Linked DNA regions of Homo sapiens: region 2 is linked to region 1. The links are chromatin loops, found by intact Hi-C in ENCODE. Cell type or tissue: prostate gland. All regions are shown on one strand.

What was found. Peaks named below come from ENCODE experiments on the same cell type or tissue, not always from the same donor. Only the 100,000 strongest peaks of a DNase experiment are listed, where the experiment ranks them.
Region 2: a loop joins it to region 1, with 2.4 times the contacts of the local background. A loop is called at or near these places in 2 of 110 quality-filtered maps.

Annotation. Positions count from the first base shown.
Region 1 is chr11:44,889,465-44,897,464 of GRCh38, forward strand. All of the region lies in intron 3 of TSPAN18 (tetraspanin 18), which reads left to right. Among named protein-coding and RNA genes, the nearest start is that of TP53I11, 57 kb to the right of the region's middle. RefSeq lists an enhancer at 3,710-4,281. In prostate gland, a CTCF peak has its summit at 4,878 (motif pointing left); DNase peaks (open chromatin) are centred at 3,997 and 4,867; H3K27ac peaks cover 1,283 bases.
Region 2 is chr11:44,798,533-44,806,532 of GRCh38, forward strand. The region is part of intron 2 of TSPAN18 (tetraspanin 18); the gene reads left to right. Among named protein-coding and RNA genes, the nearest start is that of TSPAN18-AS1, 66 kb to the left of the region's middle. RefSeq lists an enhancer at 1-51. In prostate gland, no CTCF peak of the experiment used is centred here; no DNase peak of the experiment used is centred here; H3K27ac peaks cover 1,121 bases.

The DNA.
Region 1 (8,000 bases):
CAGGAGGGTTTCCAGAGAATAAAGTCTCCATTCCAGACACAGGCTGGCTGGCCCCAGCAGGAGGCCGGTGGCATCAACCATCCAGTTTGGGCTGCCTAGAAGAGGAGGGGGCAGAGGCCAAGAGCCAAAGCCCACATGGGGTGATGTCAGAGAACCTGGGCTCTGGCTGCTGGAAATGACCTGGAAGGGTTCCATGTGGGTTTGACTGGCAGTTGGGCCATTAGCTGATGACTTGGATGTCCCCCAGATTTGGGGGCCATAATTTTCAGCTTGCTTGGAGCCCTGGACCCCAGATAAACCTCAGGGGCCTTCTCATCTTGTGGTCTCTGAAGCTAACTTTGTAGACCTCCCAGGGATATGAGAAAAACAGAGACTCTTGGGCCCTTCATTGAGCCTGCAGAATCCAAATCTTAGGGCTAGGTCCCAGAGGTCTGAGGGTTAGCAAGCTCCCAGGGGCTTTTCCGATGCTGACTGGCTCCCTGTTCTCCCTGTGACCCAGAATGGCTGGGGCTGCCCTAGGCAGGAAGATGGCCACGGTCCTGCCCCACAGGCTCGTTCCATGGAGTTTAGGGTTTTGATCCCCAGCCTCTTTCCTGTGCACATGGTCCCATTTGCTCCTGCTGCAAACTTTTTGTCCCTCTGCTGAGAGCTGGGGCTAAGGAGAAGGATGATCTGGGGGAAGGACGGGAATTGTTGAGTGGCAGATTGGACTGCTAAGACAGATGAGGTGAGCCATTACCTTCAAGGCCAAACGAAGTTCTCATTCTGGGGTCCATGTATTCCATAGAACTCAAGGGATTGGTGAACTTTGAGAAACATATTATAACTTCACTTTAACGTTTCACTGAAAATGGGTATTTTCTTCCATTATGAACACAAGCAACAAACCACAGTACTGTTAGCAGTACTTGTGACTTTGTCATCAACAGATCTAAGTACATATTTTCAAATTACCTAAAAATTGCTGGGAATTTCTTGGCCGGGAGCAATGGCTCACGCCTGTAATCCCAGCACTTTGGTAGGCCAAGGCAGGCGGATCACGAGGTCAGGAGATCGAGACCATCCTGGCTAACACAGTGAAACCCTGTCTCTGCTAAAAATACAAAAAATTAGCTGGGCGTGGTGGCGGGCGCCTGTAGTCCCAGCTACTCGGGAGGCTGAGGCAGGAGAATGGCGTGAACCCAGGAGGCGGAGCTTGCCAGCCTGGGCGGAACCCAGGAGTGAGCCGAGATCACGCCACTGCACTCCAGCCTTGGCAACAGAGCAAGACTCCAACTCAAAAAAAAAAAAAAAAAAAAATTTGCTGGGAATTTCTTAAAATGATGATAGTTATTAGATCCATCACTAGATCTTGAGTTTTGCATGTTTATTTAAAAAAAGCACTTGTATTATTCTACTCCAAATTTGCTTTTAAAAAAGTATTTTGGTTGTGCACAGTGGCTCACGTCTGTAATCCCAGCACTTTGGGAGACCAAGGCAGGAGATTGCTTGAGCCCCAGAGTTCGAGACCAGTCTGGGTGTCATAGGGAGACCCTGTCTCTACAAAAAGGGAAAAAATTAGCTGCGCATAGTGGCATGCATCTGGAGTTCCAGCTACTTGAGAGGCTGGGGTGGGAGGATTCCTTGAGTCCAGAAGTTGGAGGCTGCAGTGAGCCATGATCATGCCACTGCATTCCAACCTGGGCAACAGGGCGAGACCCTGTCCCCCAAGATAAAGTTTCTGATAGCTCTATTTCAATATAAATGGTTTCCTTTTTAATCTTATGTATTATATTTAGGTGGGGTCCAGAGGCCTCACGAGACTGCCGAAGGGTGGGGGTGGATGGGAGAGATCCTTGCTAAGGGGCTAGGTGCTGGGCTTTGGAGTCAGGCCAGATGGCTTTTGCAGCCTGACTGAATGATGTGAGGTAGGTTGCACACCATCTCTAAGCCCAGTTCAATTACAGGTCAGCGGAGAGTGGACACACCCTCTAGATTCTTGTAAGGACCTGTATGCCTTTAGTTCAAGGCCAGGTGTACAGAAAGAGCTGTGGAAACCCAGGCTCTGGTTAGCATGAAATTTCCAAAAACCTTCAGGGAGGCAACCTGGAGGATAAGAAACAAGACTCAGTCCAGGTGAGCCAGAGCAGGTGTTGCCAGAAGCTCTGGCTTGTGCAAGGCTGGGCAGCGGACACGGTGAGGATTGGTGGGACTGCTGTGGCCGTCAGCCCATGTGTGTGTATAGGGGGTTCCTGAGGGACTAGGACACAGGGACGCTTTGGAGCAGCCAGAGCAGGGCTATCCATCACCAGAGGAACTTCAGAGGCTGCTGCTGGCTGATCCCCCAGACCTCAGGTCTAGGGGTCACTCCTTCCATTCTTTCTGGCCAGTGAGGCTCCTGCAAAGGCCAAGGATGCTCACTAAATGGGAAATGAACAAAAGCACGAACGTAGGCAGGAGTGAATGAATCAAGAGTGTTATGGTGTGAATTACCACAAGAATAGTGGTTGGTTGGAGGAAGCTTGTTCTTTGACTACTCAGGGAGGCCACTGAGTGGATGCTCTCTGAACCCCAGGGAAGCAGCCAGGCCACCTGCCCCCTTGTGCCTACAGCCCCTTCCCCAAGGCTGTGGGAGGCTGCGGGGCTGTCTGCTCTCCCCACAGCAGGCTGAGTCAACCTTCCTTCCTATCCCCTGGTGCTTATACCATCTCCCAGAACTGGGGTTTCCCTGCCACACCTGGATGTCTGCTTCTCTCCTCCTGGTACCTGCCTTTCCCCAGATCACCAGTTTGGCTGCCAGGCACCTTTCCTGCAGGGCTCTGCTGGGCTCACATGACAGGGTGTAGGTAGGCATCCTGAGCAGAGAGGGTGGCTTCACTCTGACCCGCGCCATTCCTCCCAGGCCCCTGGACTTGGTTGCTTGGCCTGCTTCAACTACACTTGGCTGTTGGAGGTGGACGCTAGTGTCCTCAGGCCAAACACTCTTCCTAATGGAGTGACCTCCGTGCTTCTGTGCTCCCCCCAATTTCAAACTGCGTGGGTTTCCCAGGTTGCCTTGCCTTCTGACAAAGTGGCAAAGTAACAGTCCCTGAAAGAGGGCAAAGAGCTTTGTCCGCAGAGGCCTTTGCAAACAGGTGGTCTCAGTACAATGTCTAGTGCCTAAGACAGGCAGAGGGACCTCCGACCTGTGTCTGGGACTGGCACCTTCTGTGGCTTAAGTCCAGCCCCGGTCTATGGGGGATGGGAGGCATGGATTGTTTGAGGGTGACCCTGGGGATTGGGGGCTCAGAGTCCTCTGGAAGACAGCCAGGGCAGAAGAGCCAGGAACCTTATTTTGTCCCAGCAGGTCCTCCAACCTACTGTGTGACTTCAGGCTAGTGAGCCGCAGTTTCCTCATCTGTAAAACATGACTGCTCACCTCGCAGGGTAGTTGAGAGGGTCTGATGACATAAAGTGTATAAAGCACTTTCAGGAGTTACCTACGTGCAGGTGTAATAAGTCCTGGGAGGCTGCCTCAATTGGTGGGAAGAGCAGCGGGCTTCATGTCAGGAGGTCCTCGTTCTAGCTGTGCTGTGTGACTCTGGGCAAGAGCCCGTCCCTCTCTGGGCCTCAGCTCCCGCAGTGTGAAATGAGGAGTTGGAGACAACCTTCACTAAGATGCTTCCTTCTTTGACGATTCTCTGATGGCCCTGTGGGTGTTCTACATGGGACAGAGGAAAGGGCTGGTGGCAGGGACAGGGTGCCCATCCTGGCTCAACTCACAGACTAGAGAGGGGTCCTTCCCAGAGCCTGCAGATGCTCTGTGCCACCTTGACATTCACAGCTCCATGAGCCGGCGGGGGCAGGGGAGGCTGTCATTTAGGATCCAATTGCATCCACAGCAGGCTGTGCTCCTGGTTAATCCTTAAGGCACCCGCCCCTCAGGAGCCTAATTAGATTTTATCCCCCGCTCAGCTGTGACCATGTCCCCATGTTGGTGCCAGCACCAGGCACGCCAGGATCTCAGGCCAATTGCTTGTTTATGAGACCGTCTGTCTTGGGATGAGGCCCAGCAGGCACAGCCAGTGAGCAAATAAGTCCTCCCCATCAGCCTTGAACCTGATGGCAAGAATCATTGTTAGTCTTCTAGGCCTCGGGCCGGCGTCCTGACCAAGGAAAAGATGTGGGTTTGCAGTCCAGCAAAACCTGGCTACAAATCCCAGCTCCATCTCTTCCCAGCTCTGGGACCTTTCTAGCCCCATGAAGCTTTAGTTTCCTCATCCCTAAAAGGGAATGATGATAATATCGTCTACTTTGTAGAGCTTTTTGGAGGATCAAGTGAGATCATTTTAAGTGAACGCCCATAATACATTGCCTTGCGTTAATATCAGGCCTTAGTAAATGCTGACCCTGTCCCAGTCCTCCCCACATGGCCTCCCTGATTCTAGGCTCTCCCGACCCCAGCCTCACCCTGGCAGTCAGGGTTTCGTTTCTGTATCTTGCCTGGCAAGCCCAGGACACTGGGTTAATGTGGCCATTAACACTTCTCTCCAAGTAGGGACTGCGGTGATTGAGTCTCACTAGACTTGAGTGAGTCCTTGAGGAAGGGCAGCCCTTGGTCCCTATGCCTTGGACCAAGCCCAGGGCTGGCGCTGTTGGTGCCGGGAGCGCAGGAAGGAGGGAACGGGGTGTGCAGCCTGTCAAGTCCTTTCACCCTCATCATCCCCTTGCATCCTCCTGGAAAGGATCCTAGAAGTTAGTTCTGAACATCCCCACCTCCCAGATGCGGAGGTGAGGCTCTGGAGGTGAGGCGTCTGGCTCAGGCTTATGGCTGGCACAGGCAGATCCCCCACTGGTGGGAACGCAGTTGCAGGGGAACACACGGTCCTCTGAGGCTCTGCCCTTGGCCACAGCGCCCTCTCCTGGCCAGGGCACGTGCAAGCCCTTTCTCGGCTCTGCACCAGCCCAAACCTTCCTCCACTGGGGGCTTCTCCATCTCTCTTGTCCGGCCGCCTCCTTTCCTTCTCTCTAGAAAGCATGCCTGGGGGCGGGGGGGAGTGAAAGTAAAAGGAGTGATTTATGAACTGAGCTGTTCTTCTTAATCAGAGAGCCCCTCCTGGGCCCCTGCTCCGTGCAGATGGGGCTGAGCCGCCATCTGGGCGACAGGAGGGGCGAGATTAATAAAGCTGTCTGGCCCGGGCAGGGGTCCGCCGAGGAAAGCCCCGAGGCACTGCGTGACCTCGGTCCCATCTCTGTGCCTTTCTGGGCCTCAGGGCTCCCATCTGTCAAGGGATGGCCGGCCTGGGCCATCCCCAAGGGCCTCCAGCTGGCTCAGGGAAGAAGTTTAGCCAACTTCCTGGGCCTCTGTGCCTCGCTGCCTGGTTCAGGGAAGAGCAGCACTGGGCTGGAGACTTTGCAGACTGGGGCACGGCGCTTCCTGTCTCTGGTGCCACACCCCACGGATAGGTGTCGTATCAGGAGCTCTGGTTTGGGGTCCAGCTGACTTGGGGCTAAATCATAGCCATGTTTTGCTAACCAGGTAAATGAACTCAGACGAGTTAGTTACCCTGCCCACGCTTCAGTTTCCTCATCTGTAAAATGGGATAATAATAATACCCACCTCCTAGGTAAGGATTAAATAAGAGGACAGGTAGGAGAAAGGTATAGTGGAGTCTGGTACATGGTAAAACCTCAATCCTAGTAGTTATTAGGCTCAGTTACCACAAAATTGTGGCAATTTGTTAGAATTTGGGTCTGTTTAGGGGAAAGATGTTTGTATCCACGCTACCCAAGCCATGTGTCCATGGTTCTCCCCTATACCCTGCTCCATTCATAACTGGTGAATGTGGGCTGGGCATCCACTTATTTCCAATATCTGATGCTGCTGATAATAATAGCTCCCATGGTACTGTGAATTCTTACAACCACCTTTGGCTTCCAAATTCATCATCACAGTTTTCCAAGGAGAACCTAGCACCTTGGAGAGGGGGGTGACTTTCCCAAGGTCTCCAGGGAGCTGGCCAAGGCAGAAACCAACCCAGCCTCTGCAGAAGCATCAGTGATGGGGTGAGCATGGCAGGTGTCACTGGGCTGTCCTCTTCCAGGACAAATGAGCCAGTCAATAGGATGGGGGCTCACAGAGGACAAAGAAAAAAAGGGAAATGAAGTTAGTTCAGGGAAGTTGGGACACCACAAGGGGTGAGCCCATTCCCAGCCAGGGTACAGCATTCAAAGGGGCTGGAGCTCCCTGGTGGGGAGGAGGCAGGCAACCGCCAGACATTCCCCAGAGTTCAGCATCTCCTCCTTGTCTCTGGGTTGGCCTATGTCATCCATGTTTCTCATATCAGCCTCAGTGTCCAGACGGAGATGAGGCAGGGAATGGTGATACAGGGGACCAGGACTGGGATGCAGCAGGAGAAGAGAAGCGGCAGGAAACCCATCACCCCGTCCTTGTTTCCCTGAGCCCTGGGGCTGGGCATGGGGTGCAGGCCCTGAACTACAAAGCTGGAAACAGCTTGAAATCTCCCGAGGATGCTTGGCCTTGTCACTGGCATCTCCAAGCCTCAATTTCATTCTGTAAAAACCACTCACCTGTGTGCCCATGGTTATTTGCACCTTGCACTCCCTGGCACTTCCCCGGCACATAGTAGCAACTCAATGTACATCTACTCAGTGGATGGTAGATGGCTGACTGGGTGGATTGAGGGAGGAAGGGAGGGATGGGTAAATGGGGAGGAATCTTTCACCCACCACCCCTTCACTGACCCCAGTGAACCTGTGGTAGCCTGCCTCGTGGGCTATTGTGAGGATTCATTGTGATCACACAGGAAGAGAAAGCACTTTCTGTAAACGCCACTTTTGACTCTGACCCCTGAGTTTGGATTCCAGCCCCATCACTTACCAACAGTGTGATGTTGGACAAGTCAATTCTCTCTCTTTTCCCATTGGACTCAGTTTCCCCATTGTACTGTGGGGATGATGGTGTGATACCTACTTCATAGGGTTGTTCTGAGCATTTCATGGGCTCACGCATGCCAGCACTGTACCCCAAGTGCACGGAGTACCTGAAGCTGGTGCACACAGATGGGGCAGGCAGTTGAAGGGCCTGTCACATAGGTATGTTTAGGCCAAATAGGGGTGCCAGCTCCCGGGGCTGTGGCCATGTCTCAGGAGGGAGGCCTCTTCTCCTGCCTTTCCATCTTCCCATCTCTACCTCTGCACTCCCCCAAGACTAGCCTTCACCATCCCCTTCCCCACAGTTCCTCTCCCCTCTGCCCAGAGTTATGCCGGTGGAGTTAGTCCTCCCCACTGTGGGTTCCCCAGCCCTGCTGTTATCTGCCTCCTTGTCTCCTCCACGCTGCCACCACCACCACCACCACTACCACCACTCACTTGTGTGCCCATGCTTATTTGCACCTCACACTCTCTGGCACAGCCCCTGGCACATAGTAGCAACTCAGTGTACGTCTACTGAGTGGATGGTAGGTGGGTGAGTGGGTGGGTTGAGGGAGGAAGGGAGGGATGGGTAAATGGGGAGGAATCTTTCACCCACCACCCCTTCACTGACCCCAGGCAGGCTCGTACTTGGAGGGATTTTGGATAGACATGGATATCTCTCCCTTCCTTCCCTAGGAACACCCCCACAGCCCAGGCTTCCCCAGGTCCCAGGTCTTCCTGGGACTGTCCTCTAACCCAAAGTTTGAGCAGGAGCTGGCTGTGGAATTCCCCGCAGGAGTGATAGAACAGGAGTCTCCATATGGGCCTGTTTTGACTTCTGAAATCGAACCCTCATTTCCACTGCTGGGAGCTGGCCCTCTGAAGGAACCTTCTCACAAATCCTTATGCAAAGCCAAGAAACACTTTCCAGCATCAAATCTCTCTCTCCTGGGAGTCTGGGTTTTGGGGGAGGAAGTTGATGAACAGGGCCCTGCTGGCACTCTCTCTGCTGAAGTATTGTGGATGCCTGGGTGGCATCCATGGATGCAGGTTACTCACACCCATCATCTCCTCCCAGGCCATCAGCCTCATGTGCAGCCGTGTCA
Region 2 (8,000 bases), 91 kb before region 1:
TGGCCCAGACCATGGCTAAGCCACTCTGGGGGCCCCAAATTTGGTGTTTGCATTGCTAGCTTCAGTCTGGACCCCCCTGGGCAGCCCTCACCCCCTGCCCTCCCCTTGGCCTTCCTGGAACTGATGCTGAGTATATTAGAAACCCATGGAATTGGAGAGTTTTAAACAGGAAACTGGTATAATTTTGGTCAGGAGCTCAGGCTAGAGTGAGGAAGCTCTGCCAGGCACAGCCACATCCAAAAGAAATAGAGAGGGAGGGTTTAGAGTTTCCAGTTTGTGCATTTCAGGGATATGAAGATAGATAAAGGAGTTGTATTCAGCCCTGTCCAGGCTTGACTGTCTTTTGTTTTTCTTGTCTTCCAAGTCCTTCTTTATTGAATCTGGTGAGACTGAGGCCAACTAGGGGACCCAGGGCAGTGAAGCTTCATCTCATGGGACTTATCCCCACCCCCACCCCGCCTTTGTGACTTTTTGTGTCATGCTCTGCACCCCACCCCCTCCCAGGCAGTGCCGCCCCCTCCTCACCCTTGCCCTCCCTTGTTTTTTGTTCCTCTGGGAGCTCCCCAGAGAGTGGGCCACTGTGGGGGCCATCGGTGCAGAGAGGACACAATGGAACTCTTGTGAAACTGTGGGCTTCTCCTGCCCCCTCCCCAGGGGGCCTGTCCAACATTCCTCAGCCTTGCCCGAGACCTTCTTGAACCCTCGTCCCCTTGGAAAACCAGACTAAACTGGTCTCATGGGGAGAGGGTTTTTGTCTGCCTAAGGAGCCTGTCCCGCACCCCACCCCAACTTCGGAGCGGCCACTGCCCTTGCACACCCTATACCTTGGTCCAAACGACACACCCACGACACCATGCCAACCTCGGATTTAAAAGTTTTATTAGATTAGCAAGTTCATTCTTCACTCAGCTCTTCTCAGCCCCCATTCAACTGCATTTCAATTCCACAAACATCTGTTAGCCCTCCAAGTAAGGGAGAACGTCAATGAGCGGGCAGTAGCTCCCAGTGGAAGAGGGCACTGTGGTGGAGGGACTAGAAGGATGACCCTCCCAGGCCTATTGCGTGGGGCACATCGATTGGGTGTTTATTATGTGTCAGCGATGATTTCTGTGGTCACAGCAACCCATGAGGTAGGTGCTACTATTTTCCCTTTCTACGAAAGAGGAAACTGAGGCATGAGGAGTGATGACCCATTCCCAGGGTTACAGTCAGGAAGTGGCAGAGCCAGGATTTGAACCCAGGCAGACTGCCTTCAGAGCTGCTCTTAACAACCCATGCATTTATTAGAATGCTTGGCAAGTATTTATTTATTTATTGAGACGGAGTCTCGTTCTGTCACCCAGTCTGGAGTGCAGTGGCACGATCTTGGCTCACTGCAATCTCTGCCTCCTGGGTTCAAGCGATTCTTGTGTCTCAGCCTCCCGAGTAGCTGTGATTACAGGTGCACACCACCACACCCGGCTAATTTTTTGTGTTTTTTTTTTTTTTTTTTTTTTGTATTTTTAGTAGAGACAGGGTTTCGCCATGTTGGCCAGGCTGGTCTCAAACTTCTGACCTCAGGTAATCCACCTGCCTCGGCCTCCCAAACTGCTGGGGTTACAGGTGTGAGCCACTGCGCCCAGCCTGGCAAGTACTTATTGAGCCAGGTACTCTCTGCCACTAGAACAGCCTCTCCCCAGGGCACGTGCTTTAAGATTCACAACATACATTCAGACCACAGTCTTCAGGATGACTGTGCAGGTATTAGAGGACCCATTTTGATGATGGAGAAACTGAGGTTCAAAGAAGTGAAAGGTATTGCCAGAGGCCCCAGAGCTGGGGGATCTGGCGGATCTGGGGTTGGAGCCTCTTCTGCCTCACTTACATCTCAACTGAGCCCTCAGCTCAGTGTCAGGACTAAATACCTGTGCCGTAAATGAAAGCCTGGTTACCTGCAAGAGACCAGGGTTGGGTGAGCCCCTCTGTCTGGGTAAGAACGGGCCACCTGGCTCAGGGCTTTACCTGGCTGTATGAAGTTCCCCTTCCATAGGGCCTGTATTTGCGCAGTGATGGGAGGCTTCGCTCAAAGCTCATTTGCAGCTGTTCTCTGCCAGAGCCCCTTTCTGGGCTGTGCAGCAGGATGCCCGGTGACACCTGTTTGCAGAAGTTTCTGGTCTCCCTACCTGGAACAGATTTGGCCCAACCCCCTCGTAGTCTCTTCCTGAGAAGGGGCCTTCCTAGGATTGGGGACAGGTGGGGGCAGGGACTTCTCAGGCAGTCAGTGGGGTCATAAATCGGGCTAATTGCAAAGCTTCCTTCCACAGAGGCACAGTGTCTGCCCAGAAAGTCTGTCTTCTGGGAAAAGGCCAAGAGGACACAATGAGTCTTTACCATGCAGGGGCCCGCCTGGGCTGCGAGGGGCTGGGGGCCTGACCCACAGCCCAGAGCTGCACAGTCTGACAAGGGCAGAAGCAGGACCAAGCCTCACATCTTCTGACCCCTAGGCTGAAGCTTTTTAAACTGTACAGTTGTCCCCTCATATCTATGGATGACTGGTTGTATGGATGCTAAAATCTGCAGGTGCTCAAGGCCCTTAGAGCATTTGCTTATTTATTTATGTTTAAATAGCTTCCAAATCAGGATTGTCGGATTGTTGGGGCTGAGCAATTGGTACATAGGGGTTCATTATAGTATTCTCTCTGTGTGTGCTTGAAAACTGCCAAAAGTTAGAGTTCACGTGATAAACTAAATGTTACCACTTCAGAAAGACTTTTGCAGAACAAAAATTTAGATTGCCATTCTCTACAGCCCCTGCTTTGCTTCCTCCATAGAAGTTACTCTAACGTGAGGTTCTTTTCTTATCTGTCCCTGTCTGTCTCTGTCTCTGGAGTGGAGCTTCCTGTGTTTGCTTCATTTATAGGTATCTCCTTATCTGCCAGCACAGAGCTGGGCATACAGAAGGTACCCAGTACATACCTGTGGAAGGAAATAATATCCATATAGCATCCAGAGAAACCACACTAGTTTCAAGGAGTTGGTGGGGAATCATGGGAAAAAATGAAAAAAATATCTTCATAAGTTAGCAGTGCCTCAGGGTGGTGGTTAAGAGCTCCAAAGACAGAAGGAAACTGCCTCATTTGAATCCCAGCTCCGTTTTCCCAGTGACCTTGGAGGAGTTACTAGCCTTTTCAAGCCTTTATCTCTTCACCTGTAGAATGGTGGCAATAATAGTTCTAGCTGCCGGCTTTAGTGGCTCACACCTGTAATCGCAGCACTTTGGGACTCCGAGGTGGGAGGATCAATTAAACCCAGGAGTTTGAGACAAGCCTGGGCCACATAGTGAGACCCTGTCTCTACAAAAATAAAAAACATCAGCTGGGTGTGGTGGTGTCCACCTGTGGTCCCAGCTACTCGGAAGGCTGAGGTGGGAGGATTGCTTGAGCCTGGGAGGTCAAGACTGCAGTGAGCCATGGTCAAGTCACTGCACTCCAGCCTGGGTGACAGAGTGAGACCTTGTCTCGAACATAAAAAGATTCTAGCCATCAGTGTTCAAGAATGTCATCATCCATGCACTTCCCTGCTAGGTCTTAGACCTACCTCACTGGGAAGCACATTAGGACCTGGAGAGTCTCTCCTCAAGCTGGAAAAGGCAATAGAGGGGGAGTTTGGGAAATGGACAGTGGAATACGGCAGCCCCTGGGGGTCTTTGGTGGGTCAGGAACCCTGCAGGAGAGGAAACAGCAGACAGACACAAAGGCTCTGAGATGGGTTCTGGGACCCAGAGAAGCGAAGCACAAAGTGGTTGAGGTGGGTGGGGGGAGAGCTGTGGGAGATGGAGTGAGGGGGTAGTGGTGGGGGCTGCAGGGCCTTGAAGAGTTTGGGTTTTATTCTAAGTGCAATGAGAAGCCTTCAGAGAGTTTTAAGCAGAGAAGCTCCAGATTCTAATTTGCATTTTAAATAAATCCCTCTGGCTGCTGCATGGAGAATGGATTATTGGAGCAAAAGTAGGAGCCAGAGACCAGAGAAGATAGAAGTCAGGGCTGCCTCCCCAGCCCCCACTGGATGGAGCAGATGGGAGTGGGGGGCTGGGAAGCACTGCACACACACACACACACACACACACACAGCCTCTGGCAGGGTGGGCTCAAGAACTGGGGAAGAGGTGGCTGGGGCTGCAGGTGGTAAAGGCTGTGGGTGGGGACTCCAGGGCCTCTAGATGAAAGGTCCAGTTTGTCCAAACTGGTTCCCAAAATGCTGGAATGGAAGAGGAAATAGTGAAAGCAAAATAATACAAAGGGCTTTACTAGAGAAGCCTTCCTTGGGGTCTGCTCAGACCCATTCCTTTTATTATTGTTGTTCAGAGTATTGCTCTGATTTTAACATTGAGCTGCTCTGATAAACAGGTGCACCAGCTCCAAGATGGTGGGGACAGTGGAGGGACCCATGTTTGGGGAGAGTCATGGCGGAGGCATGGGGCACAAGTGAGTCTTTCACTCACTACCCATTGATTGAGGGCCTGACACATTCCAGTCCCTACTAGGTGTTAAAAGTTATTCACTGGTCTATGAAACCAAGTTTCTGTCCTCTAGGAATTCAGCCTAGTAAGAAAAGGGAGTGTATGCAGACCACAACACAAGTGAGTGTTCGTGGATGTAAACAGGGCAGGAGCAAAATTCACACAGGCAGATAAGGCTTTTCAGAAGACAAGTCGACAGAGAAGCCAAGAAAGGATTTACTGAGGTGGCCTTGAAGGACTGGGGCTGGGAAGATGACATTTTGGGTGGAGGGACAGCATTTGCCAGTGCTTAGATGTGGGAAAGCATGGGTTGGGGGGGCATTTTTTCAGCAAAGAAGGTATCCTCCCTTCGGGTGGGGATTCTGGGAACATGTACAGGAGTAGGGAAACATTAAATCAGAGAGGGAGGTTGAGGCCAGAGTACAGAAGTTCTTGAATGCTGAATTTGGATTTAATTGTTCTGTCATTAGGAGTCTGAAGGTTTTGGACCAGGCCAGTGGTCTGGAGATATGGCTCTGAGAGAGGGTAGAGGAGGGATTGAAGAAGTGAGAGACTGGAACAAGTTGTCTACTGCAAGGATCCAAGGAGTAGAAGCTGCCGCCCTGGAGTGGAGCAGGGGACACTGGGGTGGAGACGAGGGGCTGATGCAGGAGGTAGCAGGACAACTCTATAGGACTTTGGAATGAATTGGATGGGGCAAGAACAGAAATGCTCTGAGTCTCTGTGTATTTGAGCTGAGATGCTTAGATTATTGAGGCTACTAAGAAAAATGGTGGGAACTCAAAGGATAGAGGAAAAGCTAGTGAGAGGGGCCAGAGAGATGATAAACTCAGCTTAGGGCAAAAATGTTATGATTCTTACTCCGTCAGCCTTCCAACATGAAAACCCCATTCCAGCAGTATTCTCTCAGCACTTGGATGGAAGTTTGACTAGCATTTATTACACCTGAAAAATAAGAATGAAATGTCACCAGCTCACTGAGCCTGCCTGTGCTGTTTATCAGACTACATTGCTGTTCATCATTACTTTGCTGCTTTGTCTCTTTCTGCTCCTGGATGGTAAATTTCTTTTTTTTCTTTTTTTTTTCCCCCCAGAGACAGAGTCTCGCTCTGTCGCCCAGAGCTGGAGTGCAATGGTGCGATCTCAGCTCACTGCAACCTCCACCTCCCGGGTTCAAGCGATTCTCCTGCCTCAGTCTCCAGAGTAGCTGGGATGACAGGCATGTGCCACCACACCCAGCAAATTTTTGTATTTTTAGTTTCACCATGTTGGCCAGGCCGGTCTCGAACTCCTGACCCTGTGATCTGCCCACCTCGGCCTCCCAAAGTGCTGGGATTACAGGCGTAAGCCACCGCGCCCAGCCAGTAAGTTTCTTGAGGGCCACAGGCAGAGGCCACATCAGTTCTTTTTTGACTTCTGTGGACCCAGGATACAGCACAGTCAGCACCTGGCAATGGATGAGTTCAACAAATATTTGTGGACTGAAGGAAGGAAAGGAGGGAGGGAAGGAGGGAGGAAAGGAGGGATGCCTTATTCATCTCAGTTCAGCACAGAGCCTGGCCCTCAGAAGCTCCGTAACTAACATTTGGGGACTGGCGAGCAGCGATGAGGGATTCTTGGCAAGCTGAGGTTTTCAGAGCTCCCCTCTGGTAGCTGCTGTGCTTGCAGGGGTGTGTTTATCTTTAAGGTCTGGATCTAAATTTTTCTTTCAAGTCCAAAGGCTTTTACAAACCCCAGCCTAAAACAACAACTGGATTGCATTTCTGAGGAGGAAGGGTGGGGGTGGGGAGAGAAGAAGAAGGAGAAAGCAAGAGAACCTCTCCACTTCCCACCCCATTATGAGTTCCGACGGAGGTAGAGCCAGAAAAACAGAACAGGCTGTTTAAGTGGGACAAGCAAGAAGCCCAGCCACCTGGGGAGGGCTTGGGGAGGATGCAGAGAAGAAGTCAGTTTGTGGAGAAATAATAGATCTTCTCCTGGTCGGCTGTTAGCAGGGCAGCTGTGGCCGCCCTTGGTTGGGGGAATCAGGAGTGACTGGCTACCTTGTTAGTGGGAGGGGGTCCTCCCAACCATGGGCGGGAGCAGCCGGCACTGGACGCTGCCCAGCAGAAACAGAGCTGGTTATCGCTTTTCATAAAGACTGGTCATTTTCATAAAGACAAATCAATGCCTGGGTGAGTCTCCTTGGCAGAAAGAAAGGCAGCTCTAAATGGGAGCGGCAGATGCGTGCATCTGTGTGCATCTGTCAGGAAAGCCAGGGAGAACGTACAGAGGGATGTGGCTAAAGACAGGTGGCATTCCTGGCCACATTTCACAGCTCTTTTTGATGCAGAAGTAAATACATATGTAAGCTGCTTCCACAGAGGCATTCTCTGGATGCTGGTAAATCAGGGAAAGTTTGGTGGGAAGGGTCTTGATGCCTAACCTCATATTCTGGCTCCAGTTTCCAGGAAGCCCGTGTTCCTCTCAAGATGAGATTGGGGCCCTGGGCCAGGGAGATTGAGTTCGAGTCCTGTGCTGAGCTTTGCTAATAGTGGGATCTCAGCTCAGTCACACGGTCTCCCTGGTCATCCATGTTTGCCTTCTGTGTTAATCTGCTAGGGCTGCTGCAGTGAACACTCACAAACTGGGTGGCTCAAAACAAAAGATGTAATCTCTCACAGTTCTGGAGGCTAGAAGTTCAAAGTCAAGGTGCTGGCAGGGTCGTGCTCCCTCTGAGGCCTCGAGGGAAGAATCTCTCCTCACCTCTTCAGCTTCTGTGGGTTGCTGGCAATCTTTGGCATTCCGTGGTTTGTAGACGCATCACTCTCATGACATGGCCATCTTCCCTCTCTCTCTGTCTGTCTCTCTCTGCCTCCTCTCCTCTTAAAAAGACACAGTCATTGAATTTAGTACCTACTCTAATCCAATATGACCTCAACCTCATTAATGACCTCCGCAGAGATTCTTTCCATATAAGGTCGCATGCAGAGGTTTTGGGTAGACACACATTTTGAGGGAACACTATTTTTTCCTTTTTTTTTTTTTTTTGGAGTCTCGCTCTATCCCCCAGGCTGGAGTGTAGTGGTGCAATCTTGGCTCACTGCAACCTCCGCCTCCCGGGTTCAAGTGATTCTCATGCCTCAGCCTCCCAAGTAGCTAGGATTACAGGCACCTGCCACCACACCCAGCTAATATTTGTATTTTTAGTAGAGACAGGGTTTTGCCATGTTGGCCAGGCCGCTCTCAAACTCCTGACCTCAGGAGATCCACCTGCCTCAGCCTCCCAAAGTGCTGGGATTACAGGCATGAGCCACCGCGCCTGGCCAATATTTAAAGCATTGTTATACTGTATGAAGTCAAACATATGTAGTTCCTAACAATTATTAGGTTGGGTGCCTGTTGGGTGCGTAGTGCTAGAGAAGCACACAGATAAGGACGACACTGTTCCGGATTTGCCAGCCTCATTCCTAACAAGCCAACTTCAGCTCAACTTGCACTAGATCTGTTAGAATGGGTGGGGTGG